Regions from separate parts of the Homo sapiens genome. Here regions 2 and 3 are each linked to region 1. The links are chromatin contacts, found by Hi-C in ENCODE. All regions are on one chromosome and are shown on one strand. Each heading gives the region's core, a stretch centred on a gene start or an enhancer-like site at or near the end of the contact. The rest is flanking DNA. Distances are from core to core; before and after follow the strand shown. Region 1 holds the start of CHST12 (carbohydrate sulfotransferase 12). Region 2 overlaps CARD11 (caspase recruitment domain family member 11). Region 3 holds the start of CARD11 (caspase recruitment domain family member 11).

Region 1 (4,204 bases), core at 1,179-3,678:
GCCCCTGACCCACACTAGAAGAGAATCACCTGCCAGCCTCAATGACTGTGCGTAGTCAAGGAACTGCACGCCCAAGGTCAGCCAACCAACGGGCCTCTCTTCAGCTCTGGATCCCTTCCCACTGGGGTTCCTGGGGATTCCCTCCTTGTACAGGCTGTCTCTTCTCCACCAGGTCACATCTCCTCCAGGATGGCCACCAATACCGCCAACTCTGCAGGTCTAAAACCCACGTGTGTTTGTGTGGCCCTTCCTCTCCCACCTGGCCGCAGCGCTCCTCATCGCAGGTGAGAAGTCCCGGCTGCCCTCGCTGTTACAGGTCGCCACATCTCACAAAGCGCCACCGCCCAGTGGATTTGGCAACATCTTTCAGCTCCATGCCCGCCCCCACTCTCTCACTGCCCCAGACCCACGCCCCACAAGGCTACTCAACTCAGCTCCACTGCCCAGAGGCAAAACCCACCTCCCATATTCTCACCACGACCACTTTTCTGAAACACATCTAATCGCGTCGCACCCAAACCACCACCAAAGGGATAAAAGTTTAAACTCCCTCACACAGCATTCAGGCCCCTGCACAATCAGAAACCCATCTTTCCAGTCTTTTTTTTACTCTGTTGCCCAGGCTGGAGTGCAGAGGCCCAGTGTCGGCTCACTGCAACTTCCGCCTCCAGGTTCAAGCTATTCTCTTGACTCATCCTCCTAAGTAGCTGGGACTTCAGGTGTGCACCACCACGCCCAGCTAAATTTTGTATTTTTAGTAGAGATGGGGTTTCACCATGTTGGCCAGGCTGGTCTCGGACTCCTGACCTCAGGTGATCCGCCCGCCTCTGCCTCCCAAAGTGCTGGGATTACAGTCACGAGCCACCTCGCCCGGCCTTCCAGTCTTAGCTTCCAACCCAATCCTCAAACCCCACTTCATCAAGAACACGGCGACCCACCATCTCCCCCAAACATCACTTTCACTTCCACATCTCTGCATGCCCTTTGCCTCCAAACGCCCCAATTCATAGGTCCTCTCCACTGTGGAAAATGTCGGAAAATGTCGCCACATTCTGTTAACGCCTGCACCACAGTCTCAACTCCACACAGTTGTAGCCAGGCTGGCCGTGAGCTCCCAGGGCAAGGCCCACGCTATTACCGGCATCTACCCCAGCTTAGCATCTTGCACTCGATTGGAGGTTTGATAATAAAGCTGGAGTCAGCTGAGTGACAGCAGACAGTTACTGCTGGCCCCAAAGCGTCAGCCCAAAGTCCCATAAACTCCTTTGCAGGGAAATCAAACATCTATGCCATTCCAGGCAGGTGCTCTTTCAGATCTCAAGCGTTGCACCTTCGTGTAGCAATCTCCTCATTACCCCTGTTTTCTCTCCATCCTCACTCAGACACCAGCCCTGACTCCCAACACCAGATGCTCACGGTGAGGGGCTAACCCGGGTCCCCGCGTGGGGGTAAGTGGGGGACCCGCTGAGCTGTCCCCAACCACCCACAGCCGGGAACAGCACCGTAGGGCCTGGTGTCCTGGAAGATGTACTGCGTCCAGCACCGCGCCTGCAACTCACATTCCTATTCACCCCGGGGCTTCCGAGTCCCCACAGCCCCGCTTATGAACTAAATAATTTAATAATGCTGGAAACACTATGGCTTGTTGTGCTGCCTGCCAGACGGAGCCTCTGCCCGAGCCAAGGCTTTGCCGGCGGTGTCTCGGTGGCCGGGAGCCCGCAGAGGAGGTCTAAGTCCCACTGTTCCCGGACTAAATGCACGGTTTCCTCTCCCAGAGGGGCAGGGCTGCGGCTTCTGGAGTGAGAGGTCATTTAAGGGATACCCTGAGCGACCTGCCGGTGCTGCTGGCGTCTGCAGGCTCCAGGGCTGCGGTCGGCGGGGCCGGGGAGCCCCGTTCAGGTGACAGCAGGCACACGGGGGCCCTCGGGAGCTGGGGATCCTGGAACTCCAAGCCCGGGAATTGGTCCTACCCCTGCCGGGCGGCAGAGGCTGATGCCGGGCAGGGGGACTCCTGGGGGCCGGCGGGGCCGCTGCAGCCTCTGCTGTCGCTGAATCAGAACCACAGATTTCTCGTCCAGACCCCGAGGAGCCGCAGAACGCGCTGATCAGGGCCCCAGGGCTGGGTCCCCCTGGCCGAGGACGACGAGCGGGGCTCAGAGAGGGCGCGCGCAGGGCCAAGGTCACACTGCGCGCCGGCGCGGGAACTCGAACCCAGGCCCAAGCCGCGCCCGCCAGGCCAGGTTAAGGAGAGCCGACCCGCGCCCCTCAGCGCGGCCCGGGACCCCCGCCCGGGCCCTGGGAGCCCAGCACTGGCCGAGAGAGAGGGAGACCGCGCCCCGAGCCCGCCGCCCGCCGCGCCCCTCACCTCGCGACCCTCACCTCGCGCCCCTCACCTCGCGCCCGCAGCCGCCGCCGCCGCCCCGCGACTAGCGGACCCCCCAGAGGCAGCCCTCGCCGGCCCCGCCCCCGGCGCAGGAGCCCCTCCTACCGGTCGTCTTCTCGCGAGACGTCGCGGCCGCCGGAGGGGCCACGGAGGCCGAGGGGCGCCCGCCCTCAGCGCGCCTGCGCCCGGCCAGCCCGCCCGCCCCCGCCCTCGCGAGCCAGTGCCATGTGGCGCCGTATTTACGGCCAGAGATCGACTCCGCCCACCGGCCGCCACGAGCCACGCCCCTTTCTCAGCAGCCAATCCGCGGCGTTGACTCCGCCCCGGCGGACCGGGCGCGCGGCGGCTCGGGGACGCGCAGCTGTCTCGCCGTTCGACCCGGGAGCTCCACGTTGCAGCCAAACACGATCCCGTTAACCAACCTTTATGCAGTGCCTGTTGTCTATCCGACCCTTTCTCGAGCATCGGCTCATTGGCAAAGGATCGTGATGCTCACCGGCTGGGGCTTGAGACTCGCTGTGTGACCTTGGGCAAGTGACTTAACCTCTCTGAGGTTGTCGCCAATCCGTAAAATATAATAGGTTAGTGACCCTACCTTTCAGGGAGTATGTGAGACAAACGAGATGACACGGGTAAAGAGCTTAGCAAGATGCCTAATGCATAGTGAGCATGCAGTAATTGTTCTTGGCATCAATGTAGTTTTGTGTGTTTGTTTGTTTATTTTTTTAGAGACAGGATCTCACCGTGTCGTCCAGGATGGGGTGCAGCGGTGCAGTCACAGCTCACTGCAGCCTCGACCTCCTGGGTTCAAGCCATCCTCCCACCTCAGCCTCCCAAGTAGATGGAACTACAGACAGGTGCCACCACACCCGGCTAATTTTTAATTTTTAATAGAAACGGGGGTCTCACTATGTTGCCCAGGGTGGTCTTGAACCCCTAGACTCAAGCAATCCTCCTGCCTCAGCCTCCCAGAGCTCTGGGATTACAGGCGTGAGCCACCGCGCCAGGCCCAGTCATTTTTTTTTTAAATTATGGTAAAATATATAGAACATAAAATTTACCATCTTAACCTTTGTTGTTGTTGTTGTTGTTGTTGTTGTCGTTGTTGTTGTTGTTGAGACAGAGTCTCGCTCTGTCGCCCAGGCTGGAATACAGTGGCCCGATCTCGGCTCACTGCAAGCTCCGCCTCCCGGGTTCACGCCATTCTCCTGCCTCAGCCTCCCGGGTAGCTGGGACTTACAGGCGCCCGCCACCACGCCCGGCTAATTTTTTGTATTTTTAGTAGAGACGGGGTTTCACCGTGTTAGCCAGGATGGTCTCGAACTCCTGACCTCGTGATCCGCCCGCCTCGGCCTCCCAAAGTGCTGGGATTACAGGCGTGAGCCGCCGCGCCCGGCCCATCTTAACCATTTTTAAGCACTCCCTGCAGTGGCATTAAGCACTTTCACATCCCCACCATCCACCCCAAGAACTTTTTCAATCCGTGATATTTTTAGTTGGCCCCCTCCGATGGACTCCCGAGGCAGCCTTCCAACCAAGGTCATCTCTTCACTCTTCCACTCCCTGCAGCCAGTCCCAAAGGAGTTCCGAACCCACCGGGCCCTGGAAATGTGGAAGTGAGGGAGACGGGCAAGGCCCCTGCCCTCCTGTATTCTAGTGGGGGGGAAAAGCAACAAACAACCACCACAAAATATATGTGTATATTATATACACACTCACAGTAGATAATATGTTTATACGTATGTGTAATGCATACATGTTACCTATGTGTATGTATGTAGTATATATGTTTATATATTGTACACATACATATAGACCTGT
Region 2 (4,173 bases), core at 1,583-4,082, 570 kb before region 1:
CAGGGCCAGGAAGCAATGGCCGAGAAACTGGTGTTTGCTTGTATAGGAGCGGAGGGGACGTTGACAGCTTTGGGGAAGGAATTGATCGCCTGCATCCACAGGTCGCTGGGGTGGGCGGTGTTCATGCATTGCCTCCATTCATTCCCACAACTCTGGTTGCCCTCCATTCTCTGGTAAAGACACGATGTTCCAGCCATGATGTTCCAGTCCAAAGTACTTTGGGCTCCACACCCACTAACAAACTTCAAAGAGACAGAGGGGAAAAGGGTATGCATCATGGGATGCACGCTCATAGAAGAGTGTTCCCTGGAATGTCCAAGGCCCCGCACTTCTGCTGGCCAGTCTTCCTCCTCTGTGGAATTCAGAGGCAGAGGAGGCCAGAGAGGTCCCCTGGGTGAGGTCTGGCGTGGCCCGGGGCCCAGCGGTGAGAGCAGAGCAGAGGTGCGAACAGTGACTGACGACGCCGGGTTCCTGCCCTTGCCTCCCTGCCCCACCGCCCTCCTGGCCCTGATGACAGACGCACCCTGTTCCCTGCAGTTTCTGCCTGCCCTGCACGGCCTGGGTCCCTTTCTGCTCTCCGAGCCTCCCCACTCCCATGAATGGAAAGTCACCCACAGATTCTGCTCGGAACAAAAAAAAAAAAAGAGGGAAGTAAGGCAGCCCACCCCCAGTCCCCACTTCTGCCCCCGCTAAAAATAGAGGCAGCATCTGAGTGGGGCGTCGGTGTAGGCTTCCGGGGGAGGTGGCTGCTCTCCCACAGCCTTGGTGTTTTCTGGGGAATCAACAGGAGGAGAGAGAATTTGAGAGGAACACGAGGAACCCCCAGGACCCAGCTGGCTCACAACCGCGTGAGTACGTTTCCCAACTGGCCGGTCCCGTGACTGAGGCCCGCGGGTGCAGCGCTGGTGAAGCCCTGTCCCTGGGGGGCTGCCATGGGACCCCCTCTCCCCAGCACCTGGCCCCCTTGTCCTGTCCGTGCCCATGTGTTTTCATGGCTTCATGCACACCTCTTTGCATCTCCTAATTTCCTAAACCAGATGTGGAGTCTCAGCAGCAGGTGCTGGGGCGACTGTCTCATGCCGTGGCTTGGATTGCACAGAGCTCCATGGATCCAGCCCGTAGACGCTCTCCATACATGCCCGGTGACCCACACAGGCCAGGATGCTCCCGTTGTCATGTGGCACTGGGTCTTATTTTCTTCTGACTGGGACAGTGCCAGGGGCCGGGGAGTGGGGCTCAGTGCGCAGAGTGTGTCTCAAGGCCTGAGTTGCCCGTGGCCCCCAGCTGGGTGGAGAGGAAGTGTGTACAGGGTCTGTTTCCAAAACGTGGGGCCTTGCAGCCTGGCCCTCCCCAGGTCTGGGAAGGGTTCGTGTTCCCCACCCCTCAACCCCGCAAGCACCTTCCAGACGGTTCCTCTGGGATCTCTTGAGATTGCAAATGCTAAGAAATGAGGCTGTGGCTCGCTGGTGTCCACCGGGGCACCAAAGGCCCAGCCCCTGCCCACAAACACCGGAGGACAAACCAGGCGACTGTGGGACAAGGAGCTTCCCAAAGAGACAGTAGGACTGGGGACCCCAAAGGGGAAGTTCCCCTCCCCCCGGGATCCCTGAAAGGGATCCGAGTAGATTCCTCAATTCCTGGTGAAACACTCGGGAATTTCTTAAGTCCTGCGGGCTTGAAGACCCTCGGCAGCCCCTTGGTAACTTTTGCTTGCAAGAGACTACAGCCTTTTTGGGGCTTCGCTGACTTAAGTGGTTTGAAAGCATCAGCTGGTCCTCAGAGACCTCCTTTAAAATGCAAAACAGAATAATAGGCTCTTAGTGTCTCTAGTTCACATACCGCGTAACGTCCGTCTGACAGCCCTGAGTGCAGAGATTTCGGGGTGACCCCCAGCCGTCACTGCCCGGCAGGTGGAGCCCCACCTGCAATATGCTCCTGTCACCTTAAATCCTGGCTTCCTAAGTGGGCTCCTTCATAGCTCCCTGCACACAGGGAAGAAGAGACAGATGATCAGAGAGCAGCCAGTTACCCCCTCTTCGATGCTAAGGAAACGCATTCTTAACAACCTCATGTCCATACTGATCGACCGTTTCTGGGTGCAGTTTTCACAGGTGCCTTATTTCATTATTGGTGATTGTATCATTTGGCACAAACGTAAGAAAGACTTCCCTGTTTGCATCTCATTTGTCGTCTTGCAGTTACACGGCGGGAGGGTACAGATGATCTCTGAGCCTGCAGAATCCCAGGGTCTTCTCACTGTTGCTGGGGAGCGTATTTCCGTCACCACTGTGGTGGGGGAGGCAGAAACCACTGGAAAAACGTGGCCTCATGTTTGCTGGTCTTGGATTGTAGTAGATAAAGTGCAAAGAAATGGCCACCCCAGGCTCCAAGCCCGACAAATTTATCTAAAGACGTTTTTACACAATAGAGGCATTAACAGAGAGGGTGGGGGCACACCACGAGAGTCTGCCCCCTTAGAAGAAGAAAAATCGGTGCATTTCGAGATGTGTTTGGCTCCTCTTACCTTGCACGGATAGGCGGAAAGTGTGAGTCTGAGTATTTGTAAGTTTCAAGATCACTGATGGGCTGGAAACAGGTGAGCCGGCCTCCGGGAAATTACCCAAGTTCTTCAGCAAGTTGCCTGCAGTCCTGGGAGCTCTCAGGAGAAGGGGCGTGACCAGAGCTGGTTGCAGCACCCCCACCCCCTGGCCGGACCGCCCTCTCGCTTTCTCAGCCTGCACCCGGTGCCCGCGCCACCCCCACCGTCTCCTCCCTCCGAGTTGCCGTTCTTCATTTCTCTTTCCTTTTCTCAGCTCTGCACCTGTGGGTACAACGTAAAACCCTGAGTTCTTGTTCCCTTTTCTGTCACAAGGCCTCTGTCCCGCCGTCCCCTCTTCTCCCACTCACCTCACCCTCTTTCTCCACCTCTGCTTCTATCTTGTCCTTTCCTTGACCCTGCCTCCTGTAAGTGCAGATCACAATGTCAGGAGATGGAGACCATCCTGGCCAACACGGTGAAACCCCGTCTCTACTAAAAATACAAAAATTAGGGCACGGTGGCGGGTGCCTGTAATCTCAGCTACTCAGGAGGCTGAGGCAGCAGAATCGCTTGAGCCCAGGAGGCAGAGGTTTTAGTGAGCCAAGATCGCGCCACTGCACTCCAGCCTGGCGACAGAGTGAGACTCTGTCTCAGAAAAAAAAAAAAAAGGCCAGGCACGGTGGCTTACGCCTGTAATCCCACCACTTTGGGAGGCCGAGGCAGGTGGATCGCGAGATCAGGAGATTGAGACCATCCTGGCTAACACGGTGAAACTCCGTCTCTACTAAAAATACAAAAAAATTAGCCAGGCATGGTGGTGCACGCCTGTAATCCCAGCTACTTGGGAGGCTGAGGCGAGAGAATCGCTTGAACCCGGGAGGCAGAGGTTGCAGTGAGCCAAGATCACGCCATTGCACTCCAGCCTGGCAACAGAGTGAGATCCATCTCAAAAAAAAAAAAGGCATTCCTGCAATTCCCACGTGGACTGTTGCCTCCCATGACAAGCACACGGCCTCCCTACAGCGCTCAAGTCCCAGCTTCCCCACAACCTGTCTCATCCCTTGGTGTCCCCTCCCCAAGACTGGGAAGTCTCAGGTCTTCACCAGAGATGATCAGAGCTTCCTGCCCAGGCTGTCTGGGGCTTGGAGTCACTGAGGGTTTGGGGCCTAGCCCCTGCTCACCTCGGCTCAAAAAATTGTAGCTGTTTTTATTTTAGTTTAGTTTATTTTTGAGACAGGGTCTTCCTCTGTCACCCAGGCTAGAGTGCAATGGTGTGATCATAGCTCACTGCAGCCTCAAACTCCTGGGTCAAGCAATCCTCCTGCCTCAGTCTCCTGAGTAGCTGAGACTACAGACATACCCCACCACGCCTGCCTAATCTTTTTATTTTTTTGCCCAGATGGGGTCTTGCTATGTTGCCCAGACTGGTCTCAGACTCCTGGGCTCAAGTAATCCTCCTGCCTCAGCCTCCCAAAGTGCTGGGACTACAGGTGTGAGCCACTGCACCCAGCCTGTTGCTATTTATTTATTGAGGTAAGATTCATATAACATAAAAGTCACCATTTTAAAATCAATAACCTGGTGGCGTCTAGTACATTCATAGTGCTATGTAACAACCACCTCTATCCAGCCCC
Region 3 (4,283 bases), core at 1,077-3,576, 640 kb before region 1:
GGGAGGCCGAGGTGGGCGGATCATGAGGTCAGGAGTTAGAGACCAGCCTGACCAACATGGTAAAACCCCATCTCTACTAAAAATACAAAAATTAACCAGGTGTGGTGGTGCGTGCCTGTAATCCCAGCTACTCAGGAGGCTGAGGCAGGACGATCACTTGAACCCGGGAGGTGGAGGTTGCAGTGAGCCGAGATCGTGCCACTGCACTCCAGCCTGGGCAACAGAGTGAGACTCCATCCCAAATAAATAAATAAATAAATAAAATGCCACTGCCTGATTTAGAGGTTTCATGGAGTACAAGCAGCTTCCCCAGTCCCAGGTAGGCAGTGAGATGTATCCTTAGGGACCAAGGCCTAGAAGGCTGTGGGTCTTGGTGTTAGAAGGCTGTGGGTCTTGGTGTTCATTTTAGAAACTTTCTTTACGGCCCTTGCTTGCATTTCTGAACACGCTTTACAGGAAGCAAACTCGTGTCTTCCTTCATCCCTAGCACATGTGCATCAGTGCAAACAGACTCCTCACTGGTATTTCAGATTCTTCCGTGCTTGGACCAATGTCCCATTTTTTATTTATTGTCTTGCTGAAAATTTAATTTATTGAAGGCCTTTCCTTCTAGCAGCTCGAGGAACTTTTCTCAGAACACTTAAAACATGAAACAGAAGCCTACATTCTCTAGCCATAATGAGGGGATCAAAAGAGAGGGAGATAGATGAGAGGAGAATGGTAAACTGAGGCAGAGTAGAATGAGAGGTGCAGAGGCTGGGGCAACGGGGGGGCGGGCGGTGCAGGAGGCAGTGCAATTGCAGCAAGAGAATAGAAACTAAGGTTTTCTGGGTAGGCATGGCTCATCCAGATTTTTATTTCAATAGCTTTAGGGGTACTTGCGGTTTTGGGTTACGTGGATGAAGCGTATAGTGGTGAAGTCTGGGCTTTTAGTGCATCAGTCACTGGAATAGTGCACATTGTACAGTATACATTGTACCCAATAGGTGATTTTTCATCCCCTACCCCCTCCCATTCTTCCCCCTTCTGAGTCTCCAACGTCCATGATCCCACTCTGCCTGCCTTTGCCTACCCATAGCTTAGCTCTCGCTTTTAAATAAGAACATGTAGTATTTGGTTTTCCACTCCTGAGTTACTTCACTTAGGATAATGGCCTCCAGTTCCATCCAAGTTGCTGCAAAATACTTTATTTCGTTCTTTTTTATGGCTGAGTAGTATTGCATGGCGTGTGTGTGTGTATCACATTTTCTTTCATCCAGATTTTTGAGTCTGCAATCCATGTAAACCCTTGGGACCATCCCACCCATGACGATGGCCATTTGGGGTAAATTATTAAAATGATGACATCCAGCTGGGCGCAGAGGCTCATGCCTGTAATCCCAGCACTTTGGGAGGCTGAGGTGGGCATATCACTTGAGGTCAGGAGTTCGAGGCCAGCCTGGCCATCATGTTGAAACCCCATTTCTACTAAAAATACAAAAATTAGCCAAGTTTGGTGGTGCACGCCTGTGGTCCCAGCTACTCGGGAGGCTGAGGTGGGAGAATCGCTTGAACCCAGGAGGTGGAGCTTGCAGTGAGCTGAGATTGTGCCACTGCACTCCAGCCTGGGTGACAGAGCGAGACTCCATCTCAAAAAATAAAAATAAAGTAAAATGATGACATCCAAATCACAGTTTCTCTTACAAGTATACTTCACCGGAACATCGAGGGCACAAGCTGATGGTGGGTGTCTTGGACCCCAAAGCTGTCGGGGTGAGGAAGGCCTTTGAAGGGGTGCTGACCACCCGGCATGCCCAGGAAGCTTCCAGAACAGGGGCTGAGGGAGGAAAGAGGCTTGGGGTGTAGGAGGCTGCAGGATTTGATGTGGGGCACCCCGTTCCCCTCCCATTGCAGTGACAGGCTCTGGAATTTCTTCAGAAATTCAGCTAGATCTCGGGAGCCAGTGCCCTGGAGAACCTAGAAGGGAGAGAGCCCCTCCCAAGGCCCCACCTGGACTCTGCCGGGGGTCACGGCTGGGTGGGGACTGATGCCCAGACTGGTCCAGCCTCACCCCGACTGATGCAGGTGGGCTGGGCCCTGAGACTCGCCTTGGTCTCCCCATCTCCGGCTCCCTGATCTGTCCCCAAGCACCCCCACCCCCGGCCCTGTCCCCACTCCCACCCCCACCTCCTTGCCGCCCTCCTCCCGAAGCACCGACTCCGCCCCCTCCCTCTCTTCCTTATCTTTTTCTAACCTTTCGCATTTTTTAGTCTCATTTCCTGTCGGGTTTTGCATTTCCCTCCCCCGCCCCTCCCAGCCTATGACATACTTTCTCTCCTTTTTTCTCTCCTGCCTCCTCTGGCCTTCGGACTCCTGCCCGCGCCGCCCGCAGCCCCCTCCCGGCCCTGCAGCCCCTGGGCGGGCGGCGCCCCTCGGAGGACGGCTCCGGGCCCGGGGGGACGGAGGGCCTGGTCGCCTGGAGGAAGCCGGAGGCCTGCGTGGAGGAGGCGCCCCGCGCAGCTGGCTGGCGGAGCATGAGCGCCCCAGGTAGGCGCAGCGGGGATGGGGGAGCTGGCGGAGGGGGAGCACGAGGCGGGGAGTTGGGGGAAGAGAAGAGGGCACGGGGAGGAGATGGGGGGCATCAGTGAGATGACACGGTGGCGGGGGGGGCGTCGGGGGATGGGAGTGGCTCCCGCTGGTCCCGCGATGCTGGGGGTATCCTTCCCTCTCCATCTCTGTCCCCCTGCCCCCCTTCTCTCTCTCACTCTCCTCTCCCCTTTTTCCCTTCCAACCCTTTTTCTCCCTCACTTTCCACCTCGTGTGCCTCTCCTCCGTGTCTCTTTGAGCGTCTCTGAGTATCACCGCCCAGCAAAGCCCCCACCTCCTCCTACTGGACAGGAAAAAATCGGGGGTCAGGAGGCTGCAGCCCCTTGGTGCACCTGCCCCAGAGGGAGGAAGAGAAACTTTTCTGACACCTGAAAGGCCCGGAAGTTTGCAGACCACAGCCCAGCCTGACTCAGAGGCTCCTGGGAAGGTGGGGCCTGGCTCAGGGAGGAAGGGCAGCCGCACCAAAAGTGGGTGTGGAGCTGGGAGATGGGAGAGGACAGCCCCCCGCGGGGACTGTACTAGAAAGGGGGTGGCGGGGGCACAGGAGAGGGCCCAGGTTCCCGACTGAAACCCGGAGCAGGTCCTAGCGGCCTCAGGCCTGAAAGCCACCTCCCCCAGGAGGCCCCTCCAGGCCCGATGGGGCCACCAGGCCTTCTGCTGAGCCCCCTCTGCAGATAGGGGCAGAGAGGGTGTTTCTGTCCCTCGGGGGCTCTGAGCACCGCTGGAGGCTGTCACGGGGACCCAGGTTCATGGACAGTGGTCTCAGCTGTGAGCTTCGGGGCTGCCCACACAAACTTGGTCTTGGACCAAACTGACCTCTCTCTGCCTGGCCTGCTCTCAAAGCCTTTGATTTGTAGTTCAAAACATTTTCTCCTAATATTTATGACTCGTCTTGAAGGTATAAGGTTACCAACCTACCAGAAAGGGGAGAAAAATAGTCGATCGTTCATTCCACATTTATTGAGCGCTCAGCCTGTGCATAATGCGTGCCGGAAATCCCGGGAGCCGGGAATTGATATGAGGACAGGAATTTCTCCGTAAGTGTCCACTTCTGCGCTTTCGCGGAAACTCCGGTTCTCTCCCCAGCAAGGCATCTGTAAAGAGATGACACCCCTGCCTCAGGCCAGGGCTGCCCTGAGGAGCGCAACAGTGACCAGGACTCAGCGTAATTCAAGGCCAGGGAATGCTTGGACCCGTGTGGATGTTACTTGCCTGGGTATCAGATAGGCAGGCCGTGGCTCCACTGGCCCCAGCAGTCTTCTGTTAATGCATGAATGGTCCTTGATGTGATTTTTTTAAAAATCGTGGTGAAATACATGTGACATAAAATGAGCTCGCTGAACCACTTTGAAGCGCAGAGTTGAGTGCTGTTAAGCCCGTCCATGTTATCTTGCGGCCATCACCACCATCCAGCTCTTCCCAAACTGAAACTGTGTCCCCCGTTAAACAGCAGCTTCCTGGCCCCCTCCGTAGCCCCTGGCAGCCACCCTTCCCCGTTCTGTCTCTAGGAATCTGATGACTTTCGGGACCCCATATAAGGGGGCTCATACAACCTATGTCCTTCCTGTGCCTGGCTTATTTCTCTGAGCCTCACGTCCTCACGGTTCATCTGTGTTGTAGTCTGTGACTGAATCTCCTTCCCTTTTCAGGATGAATAATATTCTATTGTGCAGATAGACCATATTTTGTGTATCCGC

Evidence for each region. A loop is a pair of places that touch in the nucleus more often than their neighbours do. Pooled maps may share reads with other maps.
Region 2: a loop to region 1 is called in a pooled map, with 8 times the contacts of the local background. The contact joins the enhancer-like site here to the promoter of CHST12 in region 1. A Hi-C loop is called at or near these places in 6 of 37 single-sample maps with no recorded cell type and 8 of 50 pooled maps.
Region 3: a loop to region 1 is called in a map of naive thymus-derived CD4-positive, alpha-beta T cell, with 10 times the contacts of the local background. The contact joins the promoter of CARD11 here to the promoter of CHST12 in region 1. A Hi-C loop is called at or near these places in 1 of 168 maps with a recorded cell type or tissue (naive thymus-derived CD4-positive, alpha-beta T cell), 2 of 37 single-sample maps with no recorded cell type and 5 of 50 pooled maps.

The regions. Positions count from the first base shown.
Region 1 is chr7:2,401,835-2,406,038 of GRCh38, reverse strand. It overlaps CHST12 (carbohydrate sulfotransferase 12), which reads right to left and starts at 2,428. Exons shown (of 2, transcript NM_018641.5): 1 at 2,366-2,428. RefSeq lists enhancers at 1-31, 2,852-2,951 and silencers at 2,132-2,301, 2,392-2,761.
Region 2 is chr7:2,977,195-2,981,367 of GRCh38, reverse strand. All of the region lies in intron 1 of CARD11 (caspase recruitment domain family member 11), which reads left to right. Among named protein-coding and RNA genes, the nearest start is that of CARD11-AS1, 35 kb to the right of the region's middle. RefSeq lists enhancers at 440-1,169, 1,085-1,174, 1,170-1,901 and a silencer at 2,635-2,724. Within about 2 kb of position 2,832, at least 6 of the 41 ENCODE cell types and tissues checked have a DNase peak (open chromatin) inside an H3K27ac peak, as active enhancers do.
Region 3 is chr7:3,041,910-3,046,192 of GRCh38, reverse strand. It overlaps CARD11 (caspase recruitment domain family member 11), which reads left to right and starts at 2,326. Exons shown (of 25, transcript NM_032415.7): 1 at 2,326-2,526. RefSeq lists an enhancer at 2,104-2,398 and a silencer at 2,264-2,613.